Regions from separate parts of the Homo sapiens genome. Here region 1 is linked to region 2. A link is an interaction called in ENCODE POLR2A ChIA-PET data of the cell type or tissue named here. Cell type or tissue: Panc1. All regions are shown on one strand. Links, peaks and the distances in the headings refer to the core of each region. The heading gives the core; the rest is flanking DNA. Region 1 overlaps HLTF-AS1 (HLTF antisense RNA 1). Region 2 has its middle 16 kb from the start of TM4SF18-AS1.

The links. Peaks named below come from ENCODE experiments on the same cell type or tissue, not always from the same donor. Only the 100,000 strongest peaks of a DNase experiment are listed, where the experiment ranks them.
Region 1: POLR2A ChIA-PET joins it to region 2 with 10 read pairs; 3 of 35 experiments call an interaction of 5 or more read pairs at or near these places.

The regions. Positions count from the first base shown.
Region 1 is chr3:149,095,616-149,111,046 of GRCh38, reverse strand. HLTF-AS1 (HLTF antisense RNA 1) reads right to left here. Exons shown (of 3, transcript NR_046648.1): 2 at 11,516-11,546; 3 at 8,224-8,460. It also overlaps the pseudogene MED28P2. Among named protein-coding and RNA genes, the nearest start is that of HLTF, 17 kb to the right of the region's middle. In Panc1, for the core only: no CTCF peak of the experiment used is centred there; no DNase peak of the experiment used is centred there.
Region 2 is chr3:149,260,982-149,276,412 of GRCh38, reverse strand. It overlaps the pseudogene CPHL1P. Among named protein-coding and RNA genes, the nearest start is that of TM4SF18-AS1, 16 kb to the left of the region's middle. RefSeq lists an enhancer at 5,670-6,869. In Panc1, for the core only: no CTCF peak of the experiment used is centred there; no DNase peak of the experiment used is centred there; H3K27ac peaks cover 2,876 bases.

The sequences.
Region 1 (15,431 bases), core at 8,060-13,059, 170 kb after region 2:
ATGGATTTCCAAGAATTCACTATCTGCTCTATTTATCCAAAAATTCCTAAGCTACCATTATCAAGCCTCTAAAAATTGATAGAGGATACCAGGTATTTGAAATTTGATTGGTTTTGCTACTTCTGATGCTCCCAAGAGCTATGAGAGCTTTAGGGTTCCTGGTGAAAAAAATTACATAAAAGACTTTTATAAGTTCTAAGCAGAAATAGTACATTATATATCTTATTTGGAAAAGTAGATGAGAATAAGATTTTCTAAATGGTGTTTGTTTCCAAAGAAATTCAATTCACTTAATAATTTGAATTGATTTCAGATCTTTTCCTTTAGGTCATGAGGACAAACTGTGATATGGGTGCAAAGTTTTAATGTTCAGGAAAGATTAGCCTTGTTCTTTTTTTTTGGAGACGGAGTCTCACTCTGTCACCCAGGCTAGAGTGCAATGTCGTGATCTTGTGTCCGGAATTGGTGGGTTCTTGGTCTCACTGACTTCAAGAATGAAGCTGCAGACCCTCACAGTGAGCGTTACAGTTCTTAAAGGCGGCGTGTCTGGAGTTTGTTCTTTCTGATGGTCGGATGTGTTCGGAGTTTCTTCCTTCTGGTGGGTTCATGGTCTCGTCTCGCTGGCTGCAGGAGTGAACCTGCAGACCTTCACGGTGAGTGTTACAGCTCTTAAAGCGGCACATCTGGAGTTCTTCGTTCCTCCCAGTGGGTTCGTGGTCTCGCTGGCTTCAAAAGTGAAGCTGCAGACCTTGGCGGTGAGTGTTACAGCTCATAAAGGCAGTGTGGACCCAAAGAGCGAGCAGTAGCAAGATTTATTGAAAAGAGCGAAAGAACAAAGCTTCCATGGTGTGGAAGGGGTCCCAAGTGGGTTGCCGCTGCTAGCTCAAGCAGCCTGCTTTTATTCTCTTATCTGGCCCCACCCACATCCTGCTGATTGGTCCATTTTACAGCAAGCCGATTGGTCTGTTTTACAGAGAGCTGATTGGTCTGTTTTGAGAGGGTGCTGATTGGTGTGTTTACAATCCCTGAGCTAGGCACAAAAGTTCTCCACGTCCCCGCTAGATTAGCCAGATGCAGAGTGTCGATTGGTGCATTCACAAACCCTGAGCTAGACACAGGGTGCTGATTGGTGTGCTTACAAACCTTGAGCTAGATACAGAGTGCCGATTGGTGTATTTACAATCCCTTAGCTAGACATAAAAATTCTCCAAGTCCCCACCAGACTCAGGAGCCCAGCTGGCTTCACCCAGTGGATCCTGCACCCGGGCTGCAGGTGGAGCTGCCTGCCAGTCCCCTGCTGTGCACCTGCACTCCTCAGCCCTTGGGTGGTCGATGGGACCGGTGGCTGTGGAGCAGGGGACGGTGCTCGTTGGGGAGGCTCGGGCTGTGCAGGAGCCCACAGCAGGGGGTGAAGGGGGGAAGGCTCAGGCATGGTGGGCTGCAGGTCCTGAGCCCTGCCCCACGGGAAGGCAGCTGAGGCCCGGCGAGAAATTGAGTGCAGCAGCAGCTGCTGGCCCAGGTGCTAAGCCCCTCACTGCCCGGGGCTGGTGGGGCCGGCAGGCCACTCCGAGTGTGGGGCCCGCCGAGCCCACGCCCACCCAGAACTCGCACTGGCCTGCAAGCCCCGCTTGCGCAGCCCTGGTTCCCGCCCATGCCTCTCCTTCCACACCTCCCCGCAAGCTGAGGGAGCCAGCTCTGGCCTTGGCCAGCCCAGAAAGGGGCTCCCCACAGTGCAGCGGTGGGCTGAAGGGCTCCTCAAGCATGGCCAGAATGGGCGCCGAGGCTGAGGAGGCGCCAAGAGTGAGCAAGGGCTGCCAGCACGCTATCACCTCTCAATCTCGGCTCACTGCAACCTCCATCTCCCGGGTTCAAGTGATTCTCCTGCCTCAGCCTCCCAAGTAGCTGGGATTACAGGCATGCACCACCATGCCTGGCTAATTTTGTATTCTTAGTAGAGACAGGGTGTCACCATGTTGGTCAGGCTAGTCTTGAACTCCACATCTCAGGTGATCTGCCCGCCTCTGCCTCCCAAAGTGTTGGAATTACAGGCATGAGCCACTGTGCCCAGCCAGCCTTGTTCTTAAAGAATTCCATTGACCAGGATTTCTCTGTAATTGCTTTAGTTGCATTAACCATTATTAAAATTAAGTGACAGTCACTTCAATTAAGTAGTAATTTTTTTTTTAAGGGGAGACTTTCTAGTGATCTTTGATCCTAAGCTTTTTATCACTGTTAGGGCTTCATGTGTGTACTTGAAAATAAAATATGTACAAATGTTAAATTGGTTTGAAGATTTTAGTGGTGAAAGTTACCTAATCAGTTGTTAGTACTATATCTACAAACCAATCTTGGAAATGCATGATGATGCTCGTTGAAATAGCTGAAAATAAATTATTGTGTGCTTGTTCTTACTTTGTGCCTGTTTTGTAGTACAGAATTTAAGGGAAGGGAGATAATTTATCTTCATACTGAGTTTCCAGAACTGATATTTGCATTTGCTTTTTATTTTTATTTTTTATTTTTAATGATGGAGAGAAAGGTTAGCTGTTTTACTTTGGTGAGTTGGCATAGGACCTATCACTTTTTGATGCTTTTGGTCATAGATCTATCACAGAATGCTAGCAATTAGACACATGCCATGAGTAATCTAACTACTTTAATACGGTGGTTGGAAGTGGTGCAGGCAGTAACTCCTATACACCAAATTATAGTGTTTTAATTTGTAACATGTTAGAGAGAGTGATAGGAATTTCTGCAGTATAAATATCCTGTTAACTAATGCTTGTGCTGTTAAGGGCTTTGACTCCTGGATCTGAAGAAGGCACTTACCCCTTTAAATTTTGAGCATTGACACCAATTGAACTATCGTCTTCAGATGCAAGAGAAGGCAACAATCAAAATTAACTGCTTTCATGAGACACAGGGCTGGAAATTAAAACTAAGCAATCCCTCTAGGCCCAGGGACTATAGTGGAAGAGGTGGGCGCGTGAGATTGTAAGTGCTGATTTTGAATAATAAGATTAGAGTGTTTCTGTAAATTAAACATTAATATCAAAAGCATACTGATGCAAGCCAGCATCTGGGACTGTGTGTCAGAATAACAGGGTTTTCTTGGAGCATTAATCAGTTATTTAATAAAAAATTGTAAAAGGTTATAAAAAGTTTATGGAGGCCAGGCGCGGTGGCTCACGCCTGTAATCCCAGCACTTTGGAAGGCCAAGGCGGGCGGATCACGAGGTCAGGAGATCGAGACCCTGGTGAAACCCTGTCTCTACTAAAAATACAAAAAATTACCCAGGTGCTGTGGCGGGCGCCTGTAGTCCCAGCTACTTGGGAGGCTGAGGCAGGAGAATGGCATCAACCCGGGAGGCAGAGCTTGCAGTGAGCCGAGATTGCACCATTGCACTCCAGCCTGGGTGACAGAGCAAGACTCTGTCTCAAAAAAAAAAAAAAAGTTTATGGAAATCTTACTTTATGGTCAAACTGATTAAAATTAGATAGATTTGTTTATAAGGTTTTATTTAAATCAGCTTTAGTATTAATAATATACCATACAAATGTAAAATTTGGTTTTCTCTTTTAAACAACATTTTCACGTAAGAGATCTTAAGAGATTTGTGTTTACCTTTTAAGTAAACTGCAGGAAAAAAAATGGACGGGGGGAGACACATTTAGTTGGCTTCGTGTTGAGTTTATTAGGTGTTATTGTTTGGGAAACTGAGTCTGTCTATCAAAGAGTAAATATTTTTGTTTTATCATTTCAGCTAGATGAATGACTATTTCATAATGACCTATGATCCTATTTTGTGATATGAAGTGTCTTAAACCTTTGACAGACTCCAAGAGTGGAATTTCAGGTTTTAAATTCAATCTTTTTGACCTTAAACAAACTTTTTTGGATATTAGGTTCCCTGAAGTCACCTGTCTCTCTCCAAGAGAGATATATTAGGCTTATTTGTTCTGTTAGAATTATTCAGGAAGCATTGTCAAATCTGAGGTGATAGTTAGCTTCCTTTGGGTCATATTTCTAGATGTGTTGCCAATGTATTCCAGGATTGTATGAGACTCCTAAAATTCTGGTATGTCTTAATATATGTTGTCAGTAATAATTATGATTATTAAATTGTTGTACGCCATGGAAATAACCAAATTATCTTGTCAACTGTGTCTTTATGGCCATGCTAAGTTTTGCCATCTACAATTGTTGTTTTGCTTTGATCCTTCTCAAAAAGTGACTTATAATTAGCTACAGTCCAGGGCTTGCTTCTTTGGGGGAGTTCATGAAAGGACTCTGAGTGCAGGTTTCTGATAACTTTGGAGATTGTGCCATTACATTAGAAAGAAAACTTCCAGGGCACTAATTGAAAGGCTGGTATGTTCATAAAGATTGCTAACCCATTATGAAGCAGAGCAAGAGTTAACTGTATGGACTGAACTAATGGAGGACTGAAATAATTTTTATGGCTTTTTTTGTTTGAAATATTGCTGATTCTTTTTGTTTTTTTCAGAGTCTGGAGAAATTTTTTTGTTTTGAGCTATTTGTAGCCTAAATATACTGAGTAGAATATACTTTTGTAAACAGACTTTGAGGCATATTTCTCTTTCTGCCTAATTTCTCCAGAATTTGTAAACTGTTTGTGAATATTCTTAATTCATGGCAATGTGGTTGTTTGCATGTGGTTAATAAGAACCTGTTTTCTTTTCTAATGACACACAGGTGGAGGAACTTGTTATTTTCCCAGAATTTTGACTGAAATGGCCTTGTGAGAGGTTCCAGCAAAGCCAGTTTAGGAGGCCCTATATGGACAATGATTCTTGCTGTATTTGTGGGGGTAACCAGGCCAAGTATAGTAACAGAAGCTTATTTTGCAAGTAGGTTGGTATTGCTGTGACTTGTTTTTGGTGGAAGTGGGGAACTGGAGAGAGAAAGATTGTGTTTCAGAAAAAAACTATAGTATTAGATTAACCTTGGATTCCTAGCTGGCCATGTGGTCACCCAAGATATGGAGCCACAGTTCCCCTCCTCAGCAGCCAGAAAGATCAATGACCAGATTCCCCATAATAAAGGAACTGATAAATAGAATGCAGGGATTGAGACCAATCCAATAGCCCAATAGATTTTTTTTTTTGGATAAATGTAGAAACTGGTCCTTCTGGTCTTAAAGCTTGAAACATGTATTTGTTTTTCTCTGAGTTCCTTCCTCAGGAAGAAAGACCCCCAGATCTCTCAAAAAGTATCGAAGAACTGAAACCAGATCCCCACATGCAGACAGTGAGAAGCCAGACCCTTCATTTTGTATCTTTACCCCTTTCTAGTTTCTGTTTTCTAACACACTGTTACATTTATTTCCTGCTATATAAACTCCTAATTGTATTGGTAAGGGAGATGGATTTGAGACTGATCTCCCATCTCTTCCACTGCAGCACTGGATGAAAACTTTCTTCCTTGGCAATAATTGTTGTCTCAGTGATTGGCTTTCTGTGTGGTGAACAGCAGGACCTAGACTGAACCCATGGTGTTTTGGTAACAATATGATTCATTTTGTATGTATTCCAGTGAAGGAGACCTCCTCTAGGTTTGTAATTTTTATCAAGACAGTCAGATTTGTATGACTTTATTCTACTTAAAAGTAAACATGTTAGATGTATTCTGTGTAATTTACAGCAAAAGTTCTCACTGGAAACAGCAGTGATTTGGATAAAATGTCTAAAATATCTAAAATAAAATGTTGGATAAGAAATTGCTTTCTGAGAAGTTTTGGGGGATTATCAATTGTCTTTTTTCAATTACAGATTGAGCATCCCTAATCAGAAAATCCCTAATCAAAAAATCTGAATTCCAAAATGCTCCAAAATCCAAATCTTTTTGAGCTCCAACATGACAATGAAGATGACGTTGTTATACTGCAGAAAAACTGCCTATAGATAACATGGTGAAAATGTGTGATGGACTTATCAAAAGACTAGAGCAAGGCTGGGCATGGTGGCTTACGTCTGTAGTCCTAGCACTTTGGGAGGCAGAGGTGGGTGAATCATTTGAGGTCAGGAGTTCAAGACCAGCCTGGCCAACATGGTGAAACTCCGTCTCCACTAAAAATACAAAAATTATCTGGGCATGATGGCACACGCCTGTAATTCCAGTACTTGGGAGGCTAAGGCAGGAGAATCACTTAAACTTGGGAGACAGTGGTTGCAGTGAGCCAAACTCGCACCACTGCACTCCAGCCTGGGCAAGAGAGCAAGACTGTGTCTCAAAACAAACAACAACAAAACAAATAAACAAACAAAAAAGGACTAGAGTAGCATGCATTCATCACAGAACAATAATCATATCAGTTTATAAAATCAGAGACTTTTAAGACAAAAACTATTGTTAATGAGTCAGATGACTCCGGAGGAAGTATTTTAAAAAGTCATCCAGCAGAATGCCTTCTTATCCCTTGAGAACTCATTTCCTGGTCCCTCAGCAGTTTCTGATGTTTCTTCCCATCTAAAAATATAAAATACAGTGTACAGCAACCTTTTAATCAAAATAGAGTTGACTCTTGAGCAACGCAGGGGTTGGGGCACTGACCTCCTACACAATTAAAAAAAAAATCCACATATAACTGACTCCCCCAGAATTTATATACTAATAGCCTACCGTTGACTGGAACCACTGCCAATAACAAAAACAGTCGATTAACATATATTTTACATGTCATATGTATTATATGCTGTGTTCTTACAATAGAGTAAGCTAGAGCAAAGAAAATTTTATAAAGAAAATCATAAGGAAGAGAAAATATATTTACTACTTATTAAGTGAAAGTGGATCATCATTAAGGTCTTCATCCTTGTCATCTTCATATTAAGTGGGCAAAGAATGAGGAAGAGGAAGAGGAAAGATTGTTCTTGCTATCTCAGGGGTGGCATATATGGAAGAAAATCTGCATATAAGTGGACCCGCACAGTTTAAATCTGTGTTTTTTTTTCAAGGCTCACCTGTACAGCATTGTAAGTGGAGACTGAAAGCCTGCCATTGTTTGTTGATGTTGTTGTTTAATGGATGATATAGGCATTCTGGTGATGCTACTGTGCTGCTTACTTACCTCCAACACATTGTTTTTTTCAGTGTCTTTTTTTTTTTTTTGAGACGGAGTCTCACTCTCTCTCCCAGTCTGGAGTGCAATGGCGCGATCTCGGCTCACTGCAAGCTCCGCCTCCAGGATTCACACCATTCTCCTGCTTCAGCCTCCAGAAGCCTCCCGAGTAGCTGGGACTACAGGCACCTGCCACCACAGCCGGCTAATTTTTTTGTATTTTTTTTTTAGTAGAGATGGGGTTTCACTGTGTTAGCCAGGATGGTTTCGATCTCCTGACCTTGTGATCTGCCCACCTCGGCCTCCCAAAGTGCTGGAATTACAGGCGTGAGCCACCATACCCGGCCTTTTTCAGTATCTTAATGATATGTCCCTTTTTTTTTTTTTTTTTTTTTTTTACTGTTAAGTACTTACATGCAAATAAGTGTAAGAAAATGGTTGCTTATCAGTAGCATATAAATTCAGAATCAGGAATGACAGTGATGCCAATCAAAAACAGATTGTCCACATGGGTGACTGATAGAATGATATCTTTGCTTTCTGATAGTTTAGTGTACACAGATTTTGTTTCATGCACAAAATACTTTTAAATATTGTATGAAGTTACCTTCAAGCTATGTGTATCAAGTATATAAGAAACATAAATGTATTTCACATATAGACTTGGAGCCCATCCTCAAAATATATCATTATGTATATGCAAATATTCCTTTAAAAAAATAGAGACAGGGTCTCTTTCTGTCACCCAGGCTGGAGTACAGTAGAGTTGATCATAGTTCACTGCTGCCTCGAACTCCTAGGCTCAAGTGATCCTTCCACCTCAGCCTCCTGAGTAGCTGGAATTACAGGGTCTCACCATCTTGCCCAGGCTGGTATCAAACTCCTGGGCTCAAGCGATCCTCTCTCCTTGGCCTCCCCAAGTGGTGGGATTACAGGCGTGAACCACTGCACCTGGCCACAGATACACCAAAAAAAAAAAAAAAAAAAAAAATCCCAAACCTGAAACACTTCTTGTCCTAAGATTTTGGGTAAGGAATACTCAACTTCTATAATAACAGAAGAATCTACAGGAGAAAGCATGTTTCATGGTAGGATAGAATTTGATTTTTTAAGTTATTACTTTCCTAAATTATGCTTAGATGCAAGGAAAAGTGATTTACTTTATTTAATCAACAAATATTTAATATTTACTAGATCCTCTTCTAGGTGCTATAGGATCAGCTGTGAACAATATAAGTTCTTGCTTTGGTGGAGTTTATCTAGGAGAAGGAAACAGGTGGCTGGCAAGGTTGTAGAGAAAAAGGAATGCTTATACACTGCTGGTCGGAGTATAAATTAGTTCAATCATTGTGGAAGACTGTGGTGATTCCTCAAAGACCTAAAGACAGAAATACCATTTGATGCAGCAATCCCATTACTGGATATATAACCAAAGGAATATAAATCATTCTATCATAAAGACACATGCACGCATATGTTCATTGCAGCACTATTCACAATAGCAAAGACATGGAATCAACCTAATAGACTGGATAAAAAAAAATGTGGTACATATAAACCATAGAATACTATGCAACCATAAAAAAGAATGAGATCATGTCCTTTGCAGGGAAACAGATGGAGCTGGAGGCTGTTATCCTTAGCAAACTAACACAGGAACAAAAAACCAAATACGGCATGTCCTCCTAAGTGAGAGTTAAATGATGAGAATACATGGACACATAGAGGGGAACAGCATACACTGGGGCCTATTGGAGAGTGGAAGGTGGGAAGAGGCAGAGGATCAGGAACAACAGAACTAATGGATACTAGGCTTAATACCTGGGTGATGAAATAATCTGTACAATGAAACCCCATGACACATGTTTACCTATATAACAAATCTGCAAATCCTGCACATGTACCCCGAACTTAAAAGTTTAAAAAAAAAAGAAAAAAGAAAAAAGAAAAAAAAAAGTCAGGGTTGGAGAGATATATATTTGGGAGTGATCAGCATATAGATGGTATTTACAATCGAGTTAGGTTTGGAAGGTGGTGTTATTTTAAATAAAAAAGGAAGTCATGTGTGAGTGAGATCATGTAAGGCAGTGTTTCTTAATGGAGAGTGATTTTTCTCCCCTCTTACCGGGTCATCTGACAATGTCCAAAAACATTTTTGACTGTCAAGTGGTCAGGAGGAGTGCTACTAGTATCTAGCGTATAGAGGCCAGGGATACTGCTAAACCTTCAACAATGCACAGGACAGATATTTCCCCTTCACAACAAAGAATGATCCAGTCTAAAATTTCAATAGTGGCAGAGTGTTGTGGCTTATGCCTGTCCCAGCACTTTGGGAGGTCAAGGCAGGAGGATCGCTTGAGCTCAGGAGTTCGAGACCAGCCTGGGCAATGTGATGACGTTGTCTCTACATAATATTTTTAAAAATTAGCTGGGCATGGTGGTGTGCACCTATAGTCCCAGCTACTTGGGGGGCTGAGGTGGGAAGATCCCTCGAGCCTAGGAGTTTAAGGCTGCAGGAGTTGAGATGCGTGATTGCCCCACTGCACTCCTGCCTGGGTAACAAAGCAAGACCCTATCTCTAAAAAATAATAAATAAATAAATAAATAAATAAATAAATAAATAAATAAATAAAATTTCAACAGTGTCCAGTTTGGGAAATCCTGATGAAGGGTATGGATGTTTTATGTTAGAGAAACATGGACATGTACTGCTGAAGTTTCAGTGGGTTATATATTCCCTCCTCCATTTTCCCTAAAGATCATTGAACGGATGAGCTGATATACTGCAGTAAAACTTGCGAATTTTGACTGGATCTGGTGCTGGAAAAAATTGTACAAAGTTGTATCTTCTATATCTGTGCCATCCAATGTGGTAGTCACTAGCTACATGTGTTTAATTATATTTAAACTTAAATTTAAAAATCGGTTTCAGCTGGGTGTGGTGGCTCACGCCTGTAATCCCAGCGCTTGGCGGGGACCAAAATGGTCAGATTGCTTGAGGTCAGGAGTTTGAGACCAGCCTGGGCAACATGGTGAAGCCCCATCTCTACCAAAAGTACAACAAATTAGCTGGGTGTAGTGGTGTGCACCTGTGGTCCCAGCTACTTGGGAGGCTGAAGTGAGAGGATCACATGAGCCTGGGAGGCAGTGGTTGCAGTGAGCTGAAATCACACCACTGCACTCCAGCCTGAGCAACAGAGCTGGACTCTCAAAAAAAATTCATTCTATAGCTGCACTAACCACATTGCAAGAACTCAGCCACCACACATAGTTTGTGACTACCCTATTGAAAGCATAGATACAGAATATGTCTATAATTGTAGAAAGTTCTTTTGGACAATGCTGTTCTAGATATTTGGATAACAGTTGATGTGGAATTACATTTCTTTTGGTTTCTTGTATTTGTGTAGAAATTTAATTTGTTTTATATAACAGCATTAAGACTTTCAAATATGTTTGTATGAAGTTTTTCTGCATAATATCTCTTCTACATGGTAAATACTATCTAGCTTCTACTAATACACTTTTGCTTTTAAAAATGGTAGTTAAAATCTACAGAAGAAAATATAGAGACAAACCCATATTTGTCAGGTTTGGCTGTATAACAAAATACACTGGGTGGCTGAAACAACATAAATGTACTTTCTCACTATTCTGGAGGCTGGAAGTCTGAGATCAGGGTACCATGGTTGGGTTCTGTGAGGGTTCTCCTCCTGGTGTGCAGCTAGCTACCTTGCTGTGTGCTCACATAGACTTTCTGCTGTATGTGCAGAAGAGGAGAGAGAGAGAGAGAGAGAAAGTCTCTACTCCTGATTCTAATTTTGCATCTTTTCTGTTACTTTGATTCAGTAACATAGGCATTTTACCATAAAAAAACTTTTGCATTTCATCTTGTATACTCGTCAAAAGTTATGTTATTGAACATTAGGATTTGTAGAAGATCACTAGTTGTACCCCTAAATCTGTTCTCTCTTCCATGATAATAAACTTCTAGCTAGGCACATCACTACCTAGCCTCCCATGCTGCAGGAGTGGCTACTCCACTGACTAAACTTTTTTCAATGGAATATGAAACATCAGTGAGGTGTGCAACTTCCCTGTCATTTGCTTAAGATGATATCACTTGTCTTGGACTAATTTTTTATGACTGTTAATGGCACTAATTAGGGAGAAATTCAAACTGGTGTTGAGAAGTGTATCCAGAAGTTTCTGGGTATTGCAAGACAGAACTTATTTTCCTACCAAAAAATATTGCAGTTATCTTTCAGAAAACCAGAGCAAGGCATCCAAAAGGATATGTTGGCAATAAGGAATAAATTATAATGGAAAGATGCTCTGGTCAAGAAACATTTGATAAAACAAAGGCAGGTGCTGGACAACATCAACAGGGAGCACAAAAGCCTTCAGAAATTCCTCAAAAGAACTTGATGTACCTGGAAAAGGCTTCTGCTAATATCCCTGCACCTGTGAAGCAAGCATGAAGAAAAATACAAAGTGAATTGGCTTGAAAATTATGTTGTGTGTGATTCAGCCTAAGAAGAGAGTTTCATAAGACATTAATTTTTGCAGACAAAACATTTTGCAGGAAGACTCTACCAGTAAAGTGTGAGACAGTTTTAGTTTTCAGCACATTTTTACCCTATTTTTCGTTTGTTTGTTTTTTGAGACGGAGTCTCTATTGCCCAGGCTGGAGTGCAGTGGCACAATCTCAGCTCACTGCAACCTCTGGCTCCTGGGTTCAAGCGATTCTTCTGCCTCAGCCTCCTGAATAGCTGGGGTTACAGGCGCCCATCACCATGCCCATCTAATTTTTGTATTTTTAGTAGAGACAGGTTTTCACCATGTTGGCCAGGCTGGTCTCGAACTCCTAACCTCAGGTGATCCGCCCGCTTTGGACTCCCAAAGTGCTGGGATTACAGGTGTGACCCACCGCGCCCGGCCTTACCCTATTTTTATAAACTTAATTTATCAAGTACTTTCTAAAATACTATAGCTTTAGTTTTAAAAAAGCTAAGTGGCTGGGCGCGGTGGCTCACGCTTGTAATCCCAGCACTTTGGGAGGCCAAGGCGGGCAGATTATGAGATCAGGAGATTGAGACCATCCTGGCTAACACAGTGAAACCCTGTCTCTACTAAAAATACAAAAAAAATTAGCTGAGCCTGGTGGTGGGCACCTGTAGTCCTAGCTACTTGGGAGGCTGAGGCAGGAGAATAGCATGAATGTGGGAGGCGGAGCTTGCAGTGAGCCGAGATCCTGCTACTGCACTCCAGCCTGGGTGACAGAGCGAGACTCCGTCTCAAAAAAAAAAAAAGGTAAGTTTTGGATCTTTTATTAGTCTGTTAATATGGTGCCACTTACAGATTTTTTTGTGGAATTTTTTTTTTGCTTTTCATTTAACTTGTGATTTTTGTGTGACTTTTAATTTCTGTGTATATATTCAGTTGATAGATTAAATTGCATGATTGGAGGAAAAGCATTCTACTGGCCTCGGTGTGAGGAAATGAGGACTTTGGTGGTAGGCCTTTGGGGATAATTACTCTTCAGTGGTGGTGAGAGATGACAGCATGCTGGCAGTCCTCAAAGCCCTTGCTCGCTCTCGGCGCCTCCTCTGCCTGGGCTCCCACTTTGGCAGCACTTGAGGAGCCCTTCAGCCCGCCGCTGCACTGTGGGAGCCCCTTTCTGGGCTGGCCAAGGCCAGAGCCAGCTGCCTCAGCTTGTGAGGAGGGTGGAAGGAGAGGTGCAGGCGGGAACCGGGGCTGTGCGTGGTGCTTGCCGGCCGGCGGGAGTTCCGGGTGGGCGTGGGCTTGGCAGACCCCGCACTTGGAGCCGCTGGTTGGCCCCACCGACCCTGGGCAGTGAGGGGCTTAGCACCTGGGCCAGCAGCTGCTGTGCTCAATTTCTCGCCGGCCTTAGCTGCCTTCCCGTGGGGCAGGGCTCAGGACCTGCAGCCAGGCATGCATGAGCACCCCCCTACCCCCTCCCCTCCCCCTCCTCCCCCTCCCTCCCCCCACCTATCCCCTCCCCCTCCCCCTCCCCACCTCTCCCCCTCCCCTCCTCCCTCCCCCACCTCTCCCCTCCCCCACCTCTCCCCCTTCCCCAGCTCTCCCCCTCCCCCACCTCTCCCCCTCCCCCCATCTCTCCCCCCCACCCCCCCCCATCCTGTGCTGCCAGAGCCTCCCCAACGAGTGCTGCCCCCTGCTCCAGGGCACCCAGTCCCATCGACCACCCAAGGGCTGAGGAGTGCAGGTGCACGGCAGGGGACTGGCAGGCAGCTCCACCTGCAGCCCAGGTGCAGGATCCACTGGGTGAAGCCAGCTGGGCTCCTGAGTCTGGTGGGGACTTGGAGAACCTTTATGTCTAGCTCAGGGATTGTAAATACACCAATCGGCACTCTGTATCTAGCTCAAGGTTTGTAAACACACCAATCAGCACCCTGTGTCTAGCTCAGGGTTTGTGAATGCACCAATCGACACTCTGTATCTAGCTACTCTGGTGAGGACTTGGAGAACCTTTGTGTCCGCGCTCTGTATCTAGCTAATCTGGTGGGGATGTGGAGAACCTTTGTCTCTAGCTCAGGGATTGTAAACGCACCAATCAGCGCCCTGTCAAAACAGACCACTGGGCTCTACCAATCAGCAGGATGTGGGTGGGGCCAGATAAGAGAATAAAAGCAGGCTGCCGGAGCCAGCAGTGGCAACCTGCTCAGGTACCCTTCCATACTGTGGAAGCTTTGTTCTTTTGCTCTTTGCAATAAATCTCGCTGCTGCTCACTCTTTGGGTCCACACTGCCTTTATGAGCTGTAACACTCACCAGCGAAGGTCTGCAGCTTCACTCCTGAAGCCAGCGAGACCACGAACCCACCGGGAGGAACAAACAACTCCAGACGCGCCACCTTAAGAGCTGTAACACTCACCGTGAAGGTCCGCAGCTTCACTCCTGAGCCAGTGAGACCATGAACCCCACGAGAAGGAAGAAACTCTGAACACATCTGAACATCAGAAGGAACAAACTGTGGACAGGCCGCCTTTAAGAACTGTAACACTCACCGCAAGGGTCCGCGGCTTCATTCTTGAAGTCAGCGAGACCAAGAACCCACCAATTCCGGACACAGTGGTATAGAAAAATATGTTATTTTGCTGTGTTTATTTCGGGACTTTGAACTATCTCAAATATAGAAATCTAAAGCAGCAACTTTTATTTATTTATTTATTTTTGAGACAGAGTCTGGCTCTGTCTCCAGGCTGGAGTGCAGTGGCGTGATCTTGGCTCACTGCAACCTCCACCTCCCGGGTTCAGGCAATTCTCCTGTCTCAGCCTCCTGAGTAGCTGGGACTACAGGCGCGTGCCACCATGCCCAGCTAATTTTTGTATTTTTAGTAGAGGCAGGGTTTCACCATGTTGGCCAGGATGGTCTCAATCTCTTGAAGTCGTGATTCGCTCATCTCAGCTTGGGATTACAGGCATGAGCCACCACACCCGGCCCTAAAGCAGCAGTATTTGTAATGATTCCCTAGCTCTCCAAATGAGGATATTTTGTAAATAGGTAGAAGGAGGATAACAAGATCCTAATTATGTAGTAGTATTACAGTAGGATCCTTAGATTTATGTGGACCTTTATTTTATTCTTTTGGTGATGTTTAATGATTTGGGGGATGGTAAGAGAGGAAATATGTTGGGGACATAGGCCAATTATAAGGAGTTAAAGTTTGCTTTAACTCCTTATAGTCTCTCCATTTGTTTTGTTTTTGTTTAATTTTGTTTCTGAAATAAATTTTCATTAAGGAAGATTTTTGCTAATAGGCAATATTGATTCGAAGGGGCTGCTGGGGTGGGTGGTGGCCATCAGGACGGCCACTCAGCAAATTAACCACACGAAAAAGCATGTTAAGCCTTACTGCTTAGGAAAATATTTACCCTTTTTATTTTCATTAGCCACCTCAGATCCTATTCTGAATTGATATTGAGGAATACAAAACTGCACTGTTTCTGGGTTTAGTTGGATGGAGTTTTCATTTCACTGTTTTATATAGTTTCTCATTAGACGTCCTTCAACTCAAAACAAACACTCCATCCACCCATCATTTTTTCTGTGGGCTCTGTGACTTGGCTCTGAAGACCCATTTGCAACACAAGATTGAAATCCACTCATCATTCCTGGTTCCCCTTGGCTGTCACCTAGTCCTTGAAGCTCAGAATACCCAAGGCAAAGCCTTGTTCCCAGAGCACAATATTTTTTATCTTTATTACTGTACTTTGTTAATCTCCCTTGTAGTTTAGTAATTTTTGTCTCTTTCTGTTCCCCTTTCTGTTTTGTAAGCTCATGAAAGACAAGCATTACTTCCCTTTC
Region 2 (15,431 bases), core at 6,616-11,615:
ACACTTGCAGGACACATATGCCATTAGAACCACTTCGTTTGTTTAGTTCCAACATGGTATGGAAAAGAGGTAGTAATACAAATCCAAAATTGCTCTTTCCTGGAATGATCGCCACTCTTGTCTTCCTGACACGTTATTTTGCAGATCACAGCTAATTCTGTTTATCATTAATTTTGTTCACGTGATAAGGTATAAAACAACACTTTCCTTTTGATATGTGTGTAGCTGTTTTCTCGATTTTTCTCTTCAGATAATTGAGAGAGGGAAATATAGAGGACATGAGTGGGGTTCTGATTTACCACGGTTTAAGAGCAAAACACCTTAATGCTACCAACAAATCCACAAATCCATTTAAATGTGTAAACAGTCCTAAATCATGGGAACTGATCGACTACTTGAATGCTAAAGTAACCTTAAAGTGGGGTTAGAAACATAGACACAGTTCAGTTTAAAGAATTTGGCATGTCTTTTAAACCAAAATGCCACATGTTTTACTTACTACATTTGTATTTGATTTCTTCATTCAGTATTTCAACACTCTTCTCACCAATTATACCTGTTTTTGACTCCCATCACATTTTCTCCAGCCTCTGGGTTTTATCTGCCAAAATTAGGCTGTTGAGCTTCTGACTTTTCATTTAGCTTATTTAACACTTTGTTTCTTTCCAGTCAACATTTGTTAAAGTTCTGTCTTTTTTGTTTGTTTATAGAGAATTTCTACAAGGAGGTCAAGCGAGGAAGAGCTTTGTTTTTAAAAAGGCTTTGTATTTTCAATATTGATACTGATAATACATTTCAAAGGATCATTGAAAAACCATCCTGGTTGGGATTTTTAGGTCCAATGATTAAAGCAGAGACTGGAGACTTCATTTATGTACATGTAAAAAATAATGCTTCAAGAGCTTATAGTTATCATCCTCATGGGCTCACCTACTCCAAAGAAAATGAAGGTAAGCAGATCCTCTTTCCTGAGTTTTGCTTATGGAGAGTATGAGCACATTGCATTAGAAAAAGCCAGGTAATCATGGACTGGTCAGCATTCTGAGCTACGTGGAGTTTAGAGTGGATGCAGACTCTACTTCTGATGTATTTAAAGTTTATACCCAAGACAGTCCTTTTTTAGTTTCTCATCTTAATTGAGTGACAGCCCTTATGCAATTCCTAGGAAATAAAACACTTTTCCCTTACTCACCAGAAAAGAAAAAAAAGGTGTTTTTTTGTTTCGTTTTGTAGGAAACACTCATGAGCTAAATGTTAGGTTGGCAGAAATCCTGTTCTGCCCCCACCTCATTTCCATTTCCTAGTAGATGAGGATCACCCTCTGGGAAGATATCAGTATCAAGAGAAATCACTACTTTCCAGGCAGACTCTTCTCTCCTACACAGCTACAGTCACAGATACATCATGATTTTGGAAAAAAAAAAAAAGGAAGGGAAGAGAAAGCCAACAAATAGGATTTTGTGAGTTTTTGGGAGACAACAAGGAAAGCTAGGAAAACAGAGTTTGGAATTGTCTTTAGTAGAACACAGATATTTTTTCCCAGTGTTTGAAATATGGTTTTTAAAAGGCCTGGCATAAATCTTTAGAAAACTGGAATTTTAGGCCAACTTGATAAGAGTACCACCTATAGCATACGTGCTCCTTCCAACAGAGGCTCTATGATAATACAGGGCAGCGGAAATCCCATATGCCATTCCTTTCATCTGTCATCATTATTTTGCCATGTTACATGACCATCTTGCAATGATTATTGCCCTTTAAATATAGTCTATAAAAAAAAAGAAAAATAGTCTATATTATAGACATATAATGTGAAAAATGTTAACAAGAGTTTGCTTTATTTTTTTACTTTTTAATCAACTCTCAAAACTTGAACTGAGGTTTGATGATTCCGTCAGGGAAGCATGAAGAAGAACTAGAAAACAGGCCTTGAATTAATCCTCTGGACTGAAACAGACTCAGGAAACTGGACCATGACTGGAGCCAGTTCCAGCTGGGCCGCTGGGCAGGAAGAAAGTACAAAACAGTCAGTCATAATTTCTTCATGTTCAGTGTGGAACAGGAGGGTCCCAAAAGAAGAATAGAGAATCAGAGGCTGCTCATGTTTCAAAGTCTTTTATTGAATAAAGGAATTTTATTCATAGTTAGCAGGATCCAGCCACGAGGGGTAAGGATCTGAGGCAACACTTTAGCCAGAGAAGAAGAAAGAAAGGAGAGCAACGGTCCAAAGTCAGAACTGAGGTAATAGTTCAGAGTAACGGCATGGGCCACCTTCGGACTGCAGTGGGCTACTTGGAAGTAACAGGGACACCCTTGGATGCCCTGGGTCCCAAGTCTGACTGGCAATGAAGAAAATATGGAGGGCAACTCGGGAGTCCAGAGGTTACCTCTGCATCTGAGATCTAGGCACATGGTAGGTGCAAAATAAATATTTGTTGAATCCATCAGTAAGAGTGATGATAGCCTATTATATACTGCCTGCCTCATTCCAATTTAGTCTAAAAACTGCAGCCAAGCTGAGCATTCAGGTAGAAGCCAACTAAAGGGGATTTAGGGAGGTAGGAATCTGGGAAATGGTGGGGAGAAATGCACACTTTTTGAGAAATACAAAGTAGCATAATGGAGGAAGCCCGAGTCACATTCAAAATAGTGTTATCCAATATTTACTGTAACCACAGTGCAGAATATGTTTTCTAGGTGCTATCTATCCTGATAATACGACAGGCCTGCAAAAGGAAGATGAATATCTGGAGCCAGGGAAACAATATACCTACAAGTGGTATGTAGAAGAACATCAGGGACCTGGCCCCAATGACAGTAATTGTGTGACAAGAATTTACCATTCCCATATAGACACTGCAAGAGATGTAGCTTCGGGACTTATTGGACCAATACTGACTTGTAAAAGAGGTAACTTTAAAAAAAAATCTCATTGCAGTAAAAGAGTAAACCAGAATGGGTAGGCTGTCCTCTGCTCTCCTAGAGGAATTTTACTATCCAAGGCACTCCATTTTCCTGCCTTAACCTTGGTTTTCCAGTCAAGAATGGAAACTTGCCATCTTGGACTCTGAGCACTAGATGGCGATCTCAAATCCAACCCTCAGTTCAACCAATAATTCAGGTTGGTCACTAGATGGTAGTCAAACCCAATAAACTTCACTTCGGCCATCTTCCTTCAAAATTACTGCCACCTTTTTGTGTTTATGTTTTAAGGTGAATCAGTTAGAATCATCAGTTTATTAATAATTCTTGCAAGGAGGAAGTTTTGCTGATATGTTTCTAACTTGCAAGGGAATATAGAGTTTTGAAAATTCTGATTTGGTTCATTAAAACAAGATCAACAAAGCAACAGCACTAGATTAATTATGAAGTTAATGAGCAAATTTAACTTCCTATGACAATCAAAGTTTAAATTTTAGGTGAACAAACATCTCTCCACAATAAATATTTTAATAATTGCAGTTTCCTATGCCAAACACACATAGTCTCATGATTACAAATTACATTCCTTGGGAGATAACTTTTTTTTTTTTTTGTATTTTTAGTAGAGGCTGGGTTTCACCATATTAGCCAGGCTGGTCTTGAACTCCTGACCTTGTGATCCGCCCGTCTCGGTCTCCCAAACTGCTGGGATTAAAGGTGTGAGCCACCGTGCCCAGCCGGGAGATAACTTTTTAAACCAACTTTGGAAGAGCTTTTTGCCCTTCTCAAAATTGCAAGGAACTCAACTGCATAATGGCAAGATAAAGAATATGTGTTTATTATATTTAACTTAAACATTAGCTATCTAGTCTGAACATTTCCAAACTTTCTCCCTTTTCTTTTTAAACAGTAAGATAACTTAATGCTTTGCATTCTCAAAGGCAAGTATGTGAACTGCCATCAAGCCTTCCTTGGTTGGGTACAGTGGCTCATGCCTGTAATCCCAGCACTTTGGGAGGCCAGGTTGGGAGGATCACTTAAGGCCAGGAGTTTGAGACCAGCCTGGGCAACATAGTGAAACTGTGTCTCTACAAAAAAAAGAAAGAAAAAGAAAAAGACTTTCTCACTTACAGTTATGTTGATTTATGCCCTATGGTTTTAAATATAAGGCTGTTATAAAATATTTGGGACTGATAATAATTTTATAGAATATTATATTTTTATATACTTTTTAAATATTATAACTATTTTATTCCCACTGTCCTAAGCACTTTTCTCTTTTGTTCAATCTAAGCGCACAGAGGGATCTTATCCATTTTGAGTCATTTGTTTCCATCTGTGGGTTAATGAGTCTGAAATCTGTAACTTTGGTTCAAACTCCTTTACTGATAGTCAGGCCTGGCAACTTGGCGTCTCTACTTGGGTGTTTCATCCGTACCTAAATACGTCATATTCCAAAACCCGTCATTTGTTCCTGCCCTGAATCTCTCCCTTCCTTCTGTGTTCCCTGCCTTGGGGAATGGCCCCAGTATGCTCCAATTAGTCACTGGAGACAAAACCTTGGGTAACATTCTTGATACTGCCCTCTCCCTCATCACTTGCTAAATACATCAGTCAAGTCCCGCCAGCTCTACTTCGTACACATCACAAGGTCAGCTCACTTCTCTTCAGCTCCACGAACTCTAACCTAGTTCAGGCCACTGCCATCTTTTTGCTAGGATACCCACAACAGCCTCTTAGCTGCCCCACCAGTCTCTAGTGCTTCCCCTTTCAATTCATCTCCACTTGGCTTTCTGTCTGGGGGGTGAAGGTGGGAGGATGATTCTGAGTCTGTCACTCCTTTGCTTAAAATCCTTCAAGGACTGCTGATTGTTCTGACGATAAAGTCCAAATTCCTTTTATCTTAATTGCTGCCTGGAATCTTCTCTACAGGTACACCCCAGCAAACTCCTCATCCTTTAAATATCAACTGAGGTGTCACTGCCTTCAGAAAAGATTTCCATACCCAAAATTAAATTAACCAGCTCCCAAACACTGAACTCTTCCCTACTATAGAACTTTACACACTATAGTATCTTATTAATTGATGGCGTCCACCCTTGATTGTATGCCCTGCAAGGGTAGATAACTGTCTTGTTCACTTTTATAAACCCAACACTTGTCATAGTACCTAACACATTACAAATATTCAATAAATATTTGTTGAATATAAGCATAGAAGAATAAATAAATTGGTATGAACTAAAGTTATCCTTCGTTTGAGGAAACACAAATTTTTAGACTTTGAACAATCTCACGCGATAATGGTCATCAGATGCAGACACTGCAGAAAGTTACTGATTTGATGTAAAGATGAGTATGGATTCTTTAAATATGGCTTCATATAGGTAATATGCTTTTTTAAGTTTGTTGTAAACTTTACAAAAACCGACATCCCACATCGCAAACATTTACCTTTTTCACGTGCCCTAACAATTAACAAAACTGTAGATCGTAAAAGTAGTTGTATCTGTAACAATGGTTCTAATTAATGTCTACATGAAAAGTAAGAAATGTGTTTTTTGTTTCAGGGACACTGAATGGAGACACTGAAAAAGATATTGACAGGTCTTCTTTTCTGATGTTTTCTACAACTGATGAAAGCAGAAGCTGGTATAGTGATGAAAATATTCGTGCATTTACTGAATCTGGCAAGATTAATACTAGTGATCCCCGTTTTGAGGAGAGCATGAGCATGCAATGTACGATTAAAAGAACTTTCTCATACATAATATCTTATAATTCTAACTTCTATGATCGTATTCAGTCATTTCCCTTTGTTCAAGTTTATTTAGTTGAGTTTATGTTTTTCAGCGTTTCAATCAGAGTATACTGGGTTGACATGCAAATGCAAATCACTAGTAAAGCCTGCTCATTCCCTAAGTCCAATAGCAAGTAAAGTTTGGTCAATATTTGTTTTCTGAAGTCTCATACTGATTTAAAATAGACAGTAAAAACCTAAGAAAGACGTAACTTTAAGTAATAAAATATGGAATAACAAAGACATAATTGACCAAATATTTTATGAATATGTGTTTTTATCCAACATAGAATTTTTCAGAAATGATGTCATCATAATCCGTCACCCTTATCCTTGGTTTCTTCTCTCATGAACTTAGTTTCTATTTTTTTCCCCTTTTCACTGCTTCCTGCCTTTCAGGAACTTTTTCTCCTCTTGCCTTTAAACCTTTGTGTTCCCCTCACTTCTCATCATACACAATGCATATGGACTCCTTTCCCATGAAACACAAATCAGATGTTATAGATTATGTGTGAGAACAATGTTGACATTGTGAGGTTTATATTAATATGATGAGGAAATACACAGAATTTTTACCAGGTGGCACTGATCTATCATGCCTGATTGATTAATATACATTTGTTTTCAGCAATAAATGGATACATCTATGGAAATCTGCCCAATCTCACCATGTGTGCTGAAGATAGGGTCCAGTGGTATTTTGTTGGCATGGGTGGCGTGGCTGACATACACCCCGTCTACCTCCGCGGACAAACTCTGATCTCTCGGAATCACAGAAAGGACACCATTATGCTCTTCCCCTCCTCACTGGAAGATGCCTTCATGGTGGCCAAGGCCCCTGGAGTGTGGATGCTGGGATGCCAGATACATGGTAGTGATCTATTACTTTTGCGTGATACAGAGTCAGAGAACTTCCAAGGTCATAGCCCATTACAAATGCCTTACCTTACAAATGAAGAAACCGATATCCAAGAAGGTGATATGATTCCTTTTGGAAACAGTCAGTGATGGAGCCCAGGTCCCTGACAGCTTTAAATCCTTTTAAGTATATAGGATTGGGTTGCTGTTTTTACAAAAACTTTTATATTCATTGTGAGAATATAAACCCTGAGTGAGAACCCTGAGTGTCAGACAGAGCAGATATTATTACAGCTTTTTCTTTAACTGAGGAAACAAGAATCAAAATCCTATGGGAAGCAGAGCAAGAAATTATGCAGAACCCAATAATTCTAATTGATTACTCAAGTAAACCTCCTTATTTTTGTTTATTTCCCTCTCCACATTTGCCATTTAATAACAGAATGGTCAGTTATGTTGTTGTTTATCTTTTTTATTCTTGAATATGACAAAACTCTATATATGATCACGTAAATGTTCTGTGTTATTTTTCAATCAGAAAAAAACATAATTTTCATTAGAATTACAGAATTTAACTTTATTTTTTTGTGTGAGAAAAAGAAAACCACTCACGGCTATTATAACTCAAGGACTGAATTTAGTGATAAAAAGTTGTCACTTAGAAAAGATGATCATTTTCAGATTAAAATATACTCAGCTCCACCAATACCTCCTATCTACCTTATTCTCAGATCATACCCTCAAGACAGTCTTTCTACCTCAACCCTGCAGAAAGACTAGTGTCAGCCCTAGACCAAGTGAAAAAACGCCTCAAAGCCTAGTTGGCTGATGGGATCCCATCACTTTCTCCTGTGTGTCTCCTCTTTCTGTGTCCTTCTGAAGATTTTCTGCGCTTTAATTTACTCCATTTTTTTTAAGTAATTACAAGAATATATGAATAGACCTTTGTTGGAAAGAAAGGTAGGAAGGAAAGAAAGGAGGAAAAAAAGTGGGAGAAATGGAAGAAGAGAAGGAGGAAAAGAGGCAGAAAAATAGGTGGAGGAAAGCAGGCAGAAAAAGTGAAAGAAGTCTAATGCAGTATACATTAGCCTCCAGCTCAAAAGAGCTGAGAGTTAAATAATCCAGCAGTTAAATTATTGGTAGCTTCAAATTGGTTGCAATGGGAAGTGCTTACACTACAAAAAAATTAGCACATAAATCAGAGTTTGTGTTTAGTTTTGGAGAGCTGCTTTAAGGACACACCATCAGTCCAATTCCACCCCACCACCATCTTAGCCACTGTAATCAATTTGTGCAAGTATTTGAAAACCTGTTCGCTATGCACTTTCACACAACATAAACATGAACACGTAGAAATAAAAATACATAGCTATGTTTTGTGCTTTGTTTTATGTAAGTAGATCACACTGCATATAATATTCTGTTGTTTTCATCACTCATATCAAAGTCTTGAAGTCTCTTTCCATGCATTCTCTATACATTTAACTTTTTTTTTTTAACTGTTGCATAGTTTTCCATATTTTGGTTGTACTGTAATTTATTTAACCTTTTGCCTACAAACAGATGTTTAAGTTGCTACTGCCTTTTTGGTTTATTAACAATGTTATAGTTAACACCTTTTTTTTTTTTTTTTGAGATGGAGTTTCCCTCTTGTTGCCCAGGCTGGAGTGCAGTGGCGCGATCTCAGCTCACCGCAATCTCTGCCTCCCAAGTTCAAGCGATTCTCCTGCCTCAGTCTCCTGAGTAGCTGGGATTACAGGCATGCACCACCATGCCCAGATAATTTTGTATTTTTAGTAGAGACAGGGTTTCTCCATATTGGTCAGGCTGGTCTTGAACTCCCGACCTCAGGTGATCCGCCCGCCTCGGCCTCCCAGAGTGCTGGGATTACAGTCATGAGCCACCGTGCCTGACCTTATTTAATACCTTTTTATATGTCTCTTCATGTATGTGAAAATATTTCTCATGACTCTCAAGAAGTGAAACTATATAATGGCAGAGAGGTTTTTTTTTGTTTTTTTTTTTGAGTCATGCTCTGTTGCTCAGGCTGGAGTTCAGTGGTGCAGTCATGGCTCACTGCAACCTCGATCTTCTGGGCTCAAGCAGTCTTCCCACCTTAGCCTCCGGAGTAGTTGGCGTTACAGGCATACACCATCACACCCAGCTGATTTTTTTTTTTTTTTTTTTGTAGAGATGGGGTTTTGTCATGTTGCCCAGGCCGGTCTCAAACTGCTGGGCTCAAGTGAGGCCGCCTGCCTTGGCCTCCAAAAGTGCTGAGATTACACGTGTGACCCACTGCCTGCCAGGGCTTTTAATTTTAACAAATTTTGCCAAATTGTCTTCCATAAAGTCTATATTAATTTACATTCCCACCAACGGTGCTCTGAAATTAAAACACAGGACTGATCTTCTCATGCCTTGAGTTTCTTTCTTCCAGCCAACTAGTTAATTGAATAAACCAACTAACTCATTAATGACTAGTAGTAGTAATTTCATATTCATGAGGGAAGATGTTCTTGGACTCTCAAATTCTTCTCAGTATGTAGGTACCATCTTCACTTCAGAGTTGGTCCAAAGCTGGTTATTATTCTCTAATAATATATATGCCTTTAATATTCATTTTTGCATCCTGACTTTTGTACTTATTTCATACATCTTAAATTTTTCCATTGATTTCATACATCACATTTCTCAAAGAAATAGAAAGTCTCAATATTGTTGGCTAAAATTGAAAATATGTATTGACCAAGAAAATTGTCTTAATGTTTTAATAACATTCTCTATCTGTTTTTCAGAGAGTATGCAGGCATTTTTCAAAGTAAGTAATTGCCAGAAACCTTCAACAGAAGCCTTTGTTACTGGGACACATGTTATACATTACTATATTGCTGCTAAAGAAATTCTTTGGAACTATGCTCCATCTGGTATAGATTTCTTCACTAAAAAAAATTTAACAGCAGCTGGAAGGTAATGAGTCACTGGTTAAAATATTTATAGTTAAATAATTAAGATAATTGAAAAATTTCATAATCTAGTTACTTCTGAAAAAGATTTAGGCATCTAATTAAAATATACTGATAAAATAAATATAAGAAAGTAATTGGAAAATTTTGAAGCCAAGGAGCATTGCTAGACAAAATTCTTCTCTAAATGCGCTGGCCGACAATGTAAAGGAAAATATATTATTCATCTTTTTCCTAGCACAAAACTTTAAAATGGATTTACTCTATACTTATGAAACATTTAACAATATAGCAGACAATGTCATCAATAACATTTTATTAAAATTTTAAAACATTCTTTGTGTGCAACTTATACACTCCTGCTAAGATCTGAAGGCACAGTTAAATCATTGAATGTGATATCCTTAAACTATATTCTATAAATATTATGTACTCAGTAACACCTAAGACTATATTACCAATTGTTGTCTTAATAACCAAAAACTAACACTAAAATGCATTACTCTGGCATTCATTAGCATTTAAAAGTGGGCAAAAAGTTTTTCTGATAGTCCAACTGCCAAGTATATTTACCATATTGAGGACAACAGGAGATTTAATTCTTCTGGCCTACTGAGTGAAGACACATGTTAGAACAGACAAAGTCCTAAAACCACCAGAAAATAACGTTCTTTATGATACTTATTTTTCTCTAATGCACTCACAGGAATTTGAGAAAGCAAAGAATATTATGTCAAGTGACATTTTCCCGTCTTTATTTTTAATTATTTTTTAATGATACATGATATTTGTACAGATTTAGGGGGTACATATGATATTTTGATATGCGCATACAATATGTGATAACTAAATCAGAGCATTTAGGATATCCATTGCCTCAAACATCTATCATTTCTTTGTGGTGGAAACTTTTCAATTTTTTTCTTGTGGCTATTTTGAAATATACGATATAGTGTTATTAACCATAGTCACCCCACTGAGCTATTGAACCCTGGGGCATATTTCTTCTATCTAATTGTATGTTTGTACCCATTAACCAACCTCTCTTCATCATCCATTACTCCCCCACCACCACCCCCACACATTCTTCCAAGCCTCTGGTAACCATCATTCTATTTTCTACCTCCATAAAATCGACTTTTCTAGCTCCCATGTATGAGGGCATATGACATTTGTCTTTCTGCGCCTGGTTTATTTTGCTTAATATAATGCACCCCAGCATCCATGTTGCTGCAAATAACATGGTCTCAGTCTTTTTTATGGCTGAATAGCATTCCATTGTGTATATATAGTACATTTTCTTTACTATTCACTTGTTAATGCACACTTGGGTTGGATTCCATATCTTGGCTTTTGGGGATAATGCTGCAATAAACATGGAGGTGTAGTATCAAAGGTGTATCCCTTTGATACACTGGTTTCTTTTCCTTTGGATAAATACCCAGTAGTGGATTGTATGATAGTTCTAATTTTAGTTTTTTGATGAAACTCCATACTGCGTTCCATAATGGCTGTACTAATTTACATTCTCACCAACAGTGTGTAAGAGTTCCTTCTCTGCAACCTCAGCCGCTTTTGCTGCTTTTTGTATTTTTGATAATAGCCATCTTAACTGGGGTGAGATGAGATCTCATTGTGATTTTGATTTGCATTTCCCTGATGAAGAGTAATGCTGAGCATTTTTTCATATATCTGTTTGTTGGCCACTTGTGTATCTTCTGTAGAGAAATGTCTCTTCATTTGACCCTTTGCCTGCTTTTTAATGGGAATATTATTATTGTTATTATTATTATTACTGTTAAGCTGTTTGAATTCCTTGTATATTCTGGATATTCATCCTTCGTCACATGAATAGTTTGCAAATATTTTCTCTCATTCAACAGGTTTTCTTTCCACTCTGTTGATTGTTTCCTTTGCTGTGCAGAAGTATTTTAGTTTAACATAATCGAAATTGTCTATTTTTGTTTTTGTTGTCTGTGCTTTTGAGGTATTAGCTATAAAATAGTTAGATCAATGTCCTGGAGTGTTTCCCCCATGTTTTTTTCTAGTCAGTTTTTATATTTGGGTCTTACATGTAAGCATTTAATCCACTTTGAGTTGATTTTTGCATATGATGAGATATGGCCTCTAATTTCATTCCTCTGCATATGGATGTCCTGTTTTCCCAGCACCATTTATTGAAGAAGGTGTCCTTTCCCGAGTGTATATTCTATGTTCTTGTCACTTTTTTTTGTTTGGAAGGTTAGTTGGCTGTAAATATATGGACTTATTTCTTTCTGGGTTCTCTATTCTTTTTCATTGGCCTGTATGTCATTGGGTTCTCTATTCTTTTTCGTTGGCCTATATGTCATTGGCCTATAGGATTTTTTTTTCTATTTTTGTGAAGAATGTTATTGGTATTTTATAGGGTTGCCTTAAATCTGTAGATTGCTTTTGGTAGAATGGTCATTTTAACAATATTAATTTTGATCCATGAGCATGGGGTGTCTTTCCACTTTTTGTATCCTCTTCAATTTCTTTCATCAGTGTTTTGTGGCTTTCCTTGTAAACATCTTTCATCTCTTTGGTTAAATTTATTCTTAGGTTTTTTGTTTGGTTTGGTTTTTGTTTTGTAGCTATTGTGAATGGGATTGTTCTCTTGATTTCTTCTTCAGCTACTGTGTTATTGGTATATAGAAACACTACTGATTTTTGTATGTTGATTTGTATCCTGCAACTTTATTGAATTCATTTATTGTAAGAGTTATTTCGTAGTGTCTTTAAATTTTTCTATATATAAGATCATGTCATCTGCAAAAAGGAAAAATTTGACTTCCCCTTTTCTAATTTGAATGCCTTTTATTTCTTTCTCTTGCTTGACTGCTCTGGCTAGGACTTCCAATACTATGTCAAATAGGAATGGTGAAAGTGGGCATCCTTGTCTTGTTCCAGTTCTTGGAGGAAAGGCTTTCTGGTTTTCTTCACTCAGTATGTTAGCTGTGGGATTGTCATATATAGCCTTTATTATGTTAAGAGTGTAACTCCTATGCCTGATTTGTTGAGAGTTTTTGTCACAAAAGGATGTTGAACTTTATCAAACACTTTTTCTGTACCTACTGATATGATCATATGGTTTTTGTCCTTTATTCTGTTAATGTAATATATCACATTGATTGGTTTGCTATGTTGAAACATCCTTGCATCCCTGGGAAAAAAACCCACTTGATCATGGTGTATTATCTTTTTGATATTTGTTGGATTTGGTTTGCAAGTATCTTGTTGAGGATGTTTTCATCTATGTTCATCAGAGATATGTAGTTTTCTTTTTATGTTGTGTCCTTGTCTAGTTTTCGTATTAAGGTAATGGTGACCTTGCAGAATGAGTTAGGAAGAATTCCCTGTTCTTCAATTTTCTGGAATAGTTTGAGAAGAATTGGTATTAATTCTTCTTTGTAAGTTCGGTGGAATTTGTCAGTAAAGCCATCCAGTCCTGGGCTTTTCTTTCTTGGGGGATGTTTTTTTACTGATTCAATCTCATCACTCAATATTGGAGTGTTCAGGTTTTCTGTTTCTTCCTGGTTCAATCTTAGTAGGTTATCTGTGTCCAGGAACTTATCCATTTCCTCTAGGTTTTTCTGTTTGTTATTGTACAGTTGTTCATAATAATCTCTAATGATCCTCTGTATTTCTATGGTATCAGTTGTAATGTCTCCTTTTGTATTTCTAATTCTGTTTATTTGTGTCTTCTCTTTTCTCTTGGTTAGTCTAGCTAGTGGTTTATCTATTTTGTTTATTTTTTTTTTAAACTGACTTTTCATTTAGTTGAGCCTTCGTATGTCTTTTTAGTCTCTTTTTAACTGAGTTCTGATCTGACCTTTATTATTTCTTTCCTTCTACTAATTTGGGGTTTGGTTTATCTTGCTTTTCTAGTTCCTTGAGGTGCATCATTAGGATATTTACTTGAAATCTTTCTACTTTTTTTTGTTTTGTTTTTTGAGACAGAGTCTCGTACTATCATTCAGGCTACAGTGCAGTGGCATGATCTCAGCTCACTCTAACCTTCACCTCCCTGGTTCAAGTGATTCTCCTGCCTCAGCCTCCCAAGCATCTGGGATTACAGGCACACACCACCACACCCGGCTAATTTTTGTATTTTTAGTAGAGACAGGGTTTCACCATGTTGGCCAGGCTGGTCTCGAGCTCCTGACCTCAAGCGATCCTCCTGCCTTGGTCTCGCAAAGTACTGGGATTACAGGTGTGAGCCACCACACCTGGCCTTTTTCAGCTTTTTTAATGTAGGCATTTATTGCTATAAAATACTCTCTCGCACTGCTTTTGCTGAATCTTAAAGGATTTGTTGGGTTTCCATTTTCATTTGTTTCAATAAATTTTTAAATTTCTTACTTAATTTCTTCATTGACCCAGTGGTCACTCAGGATCATGTTGTTTAATTTTAATGTATTCGTACAGTTTCTAAAGTTCCTCTTGAATTCTAGCTTTATTCCATTATACAATGATATGATTTCAATGTTTTAAAATTTGTCGAAATATTTTGTGGCCTCACATATGGTCTATCCTGGAGAATTTTCCATGTGCTGATGAAAAGAATGTGTGTTCTGCAGCTAGTGGTTAAAATGTTTTGTAAATATCTGTTAGGTCCATTTGGTCTAAAGTATAGTTTAAATCCAATGTTTCTTTGTTGATTTTCTGTCTAGATGATTGGTCCAATGCTGAGAGTGGGGTGTTGAAGTTCTCAACTATTATTGTGTTAGAGTCTATCTCTCCCTTTAGCTCAATAATATTTACTTTATGTATCTGGGTGCTTTGGTGTTGGGCATATATATTTAGAATTGTTACATTCCCTCACTGAATTGATCCCGTTATCATTACAAAACGACCTTGTCTCTTTTTACATTTTTGACTTAAAGTCTGTTTTATCTGATATAAGGATAGCTATTCCTACTAACTTTTGGTTTTTGTTTCTGCAGAATATCTTTTTTCATCCCTTCATGTTTAGTCTTTATGTGTCTTTACAGGTGAAGTGAGTTTCTTGTAGGTAGCATATATTTGGGTCATTTTAAAAAATTCATTCAGCCAGTCTATATCTTTTAATTGGGGACTCTAATTTATTTATATTCAGGGTTATTATTGATAGGTAAGAACTTATTCCTGTCATTTTGGTAATTGTTTTCTGGTTATTTCATATATCCTTTTCCCTTCTGTTTCTCTCTTATTGGTTATAATTGCAGTTTGGTGGTTTTCTGTAGTCCTTGAGTCCTTTGTCTTTCTCATTTGTGTGTCTGCCATGCCAATGAGTTTTATGTTTTCATGTGTTTTCAGGATGGTAGATATTATCCTATTGCTTCCAGATATAGGACTCCCTTAAGCATTTTTTATAGGGCCTATCTAATGGTGATGAATTTCCTAAGTTTTTGCTTGTCTGGGAAAGATTTTATTTCTCCTTCATTTTTGAAAAATAGCTTTGCTGAGTGTAGTACTCTTGGTTGACTCTTTTTTTTTATTTTCAGTGTTTTGAGTGTATCATCTCATGCTGTTTTGGCCTGTAAGAGTTCTGCTGAGAAATCTGCTGTTAGTCTGATGGGGATTTCTTTATACGAGACTAGATGCTTTTCTCTTGCTGTTTTTAGAATTCTCTTTTTTCTTTCTTTGTTTTTGACTCTTGACTCTAATGTGTCTTAGAGAAGGCCTTTTCAGGTTGATCTATTTGGGGATCCTTGAGTTTCCTGTATCTGAATGTCTATATCTCTTGTAAGACATTTGAACTTTTCAGTTTATTATTATTATTCTTTTGCATTAACAGTGTTTGTTTTTTTAACAAGGAATGAAAACAAACTTTTTTTTTTTTAGGCAGAGTCCTGCTTTGTCACCCAAGTTGGAAGGCAATTGCA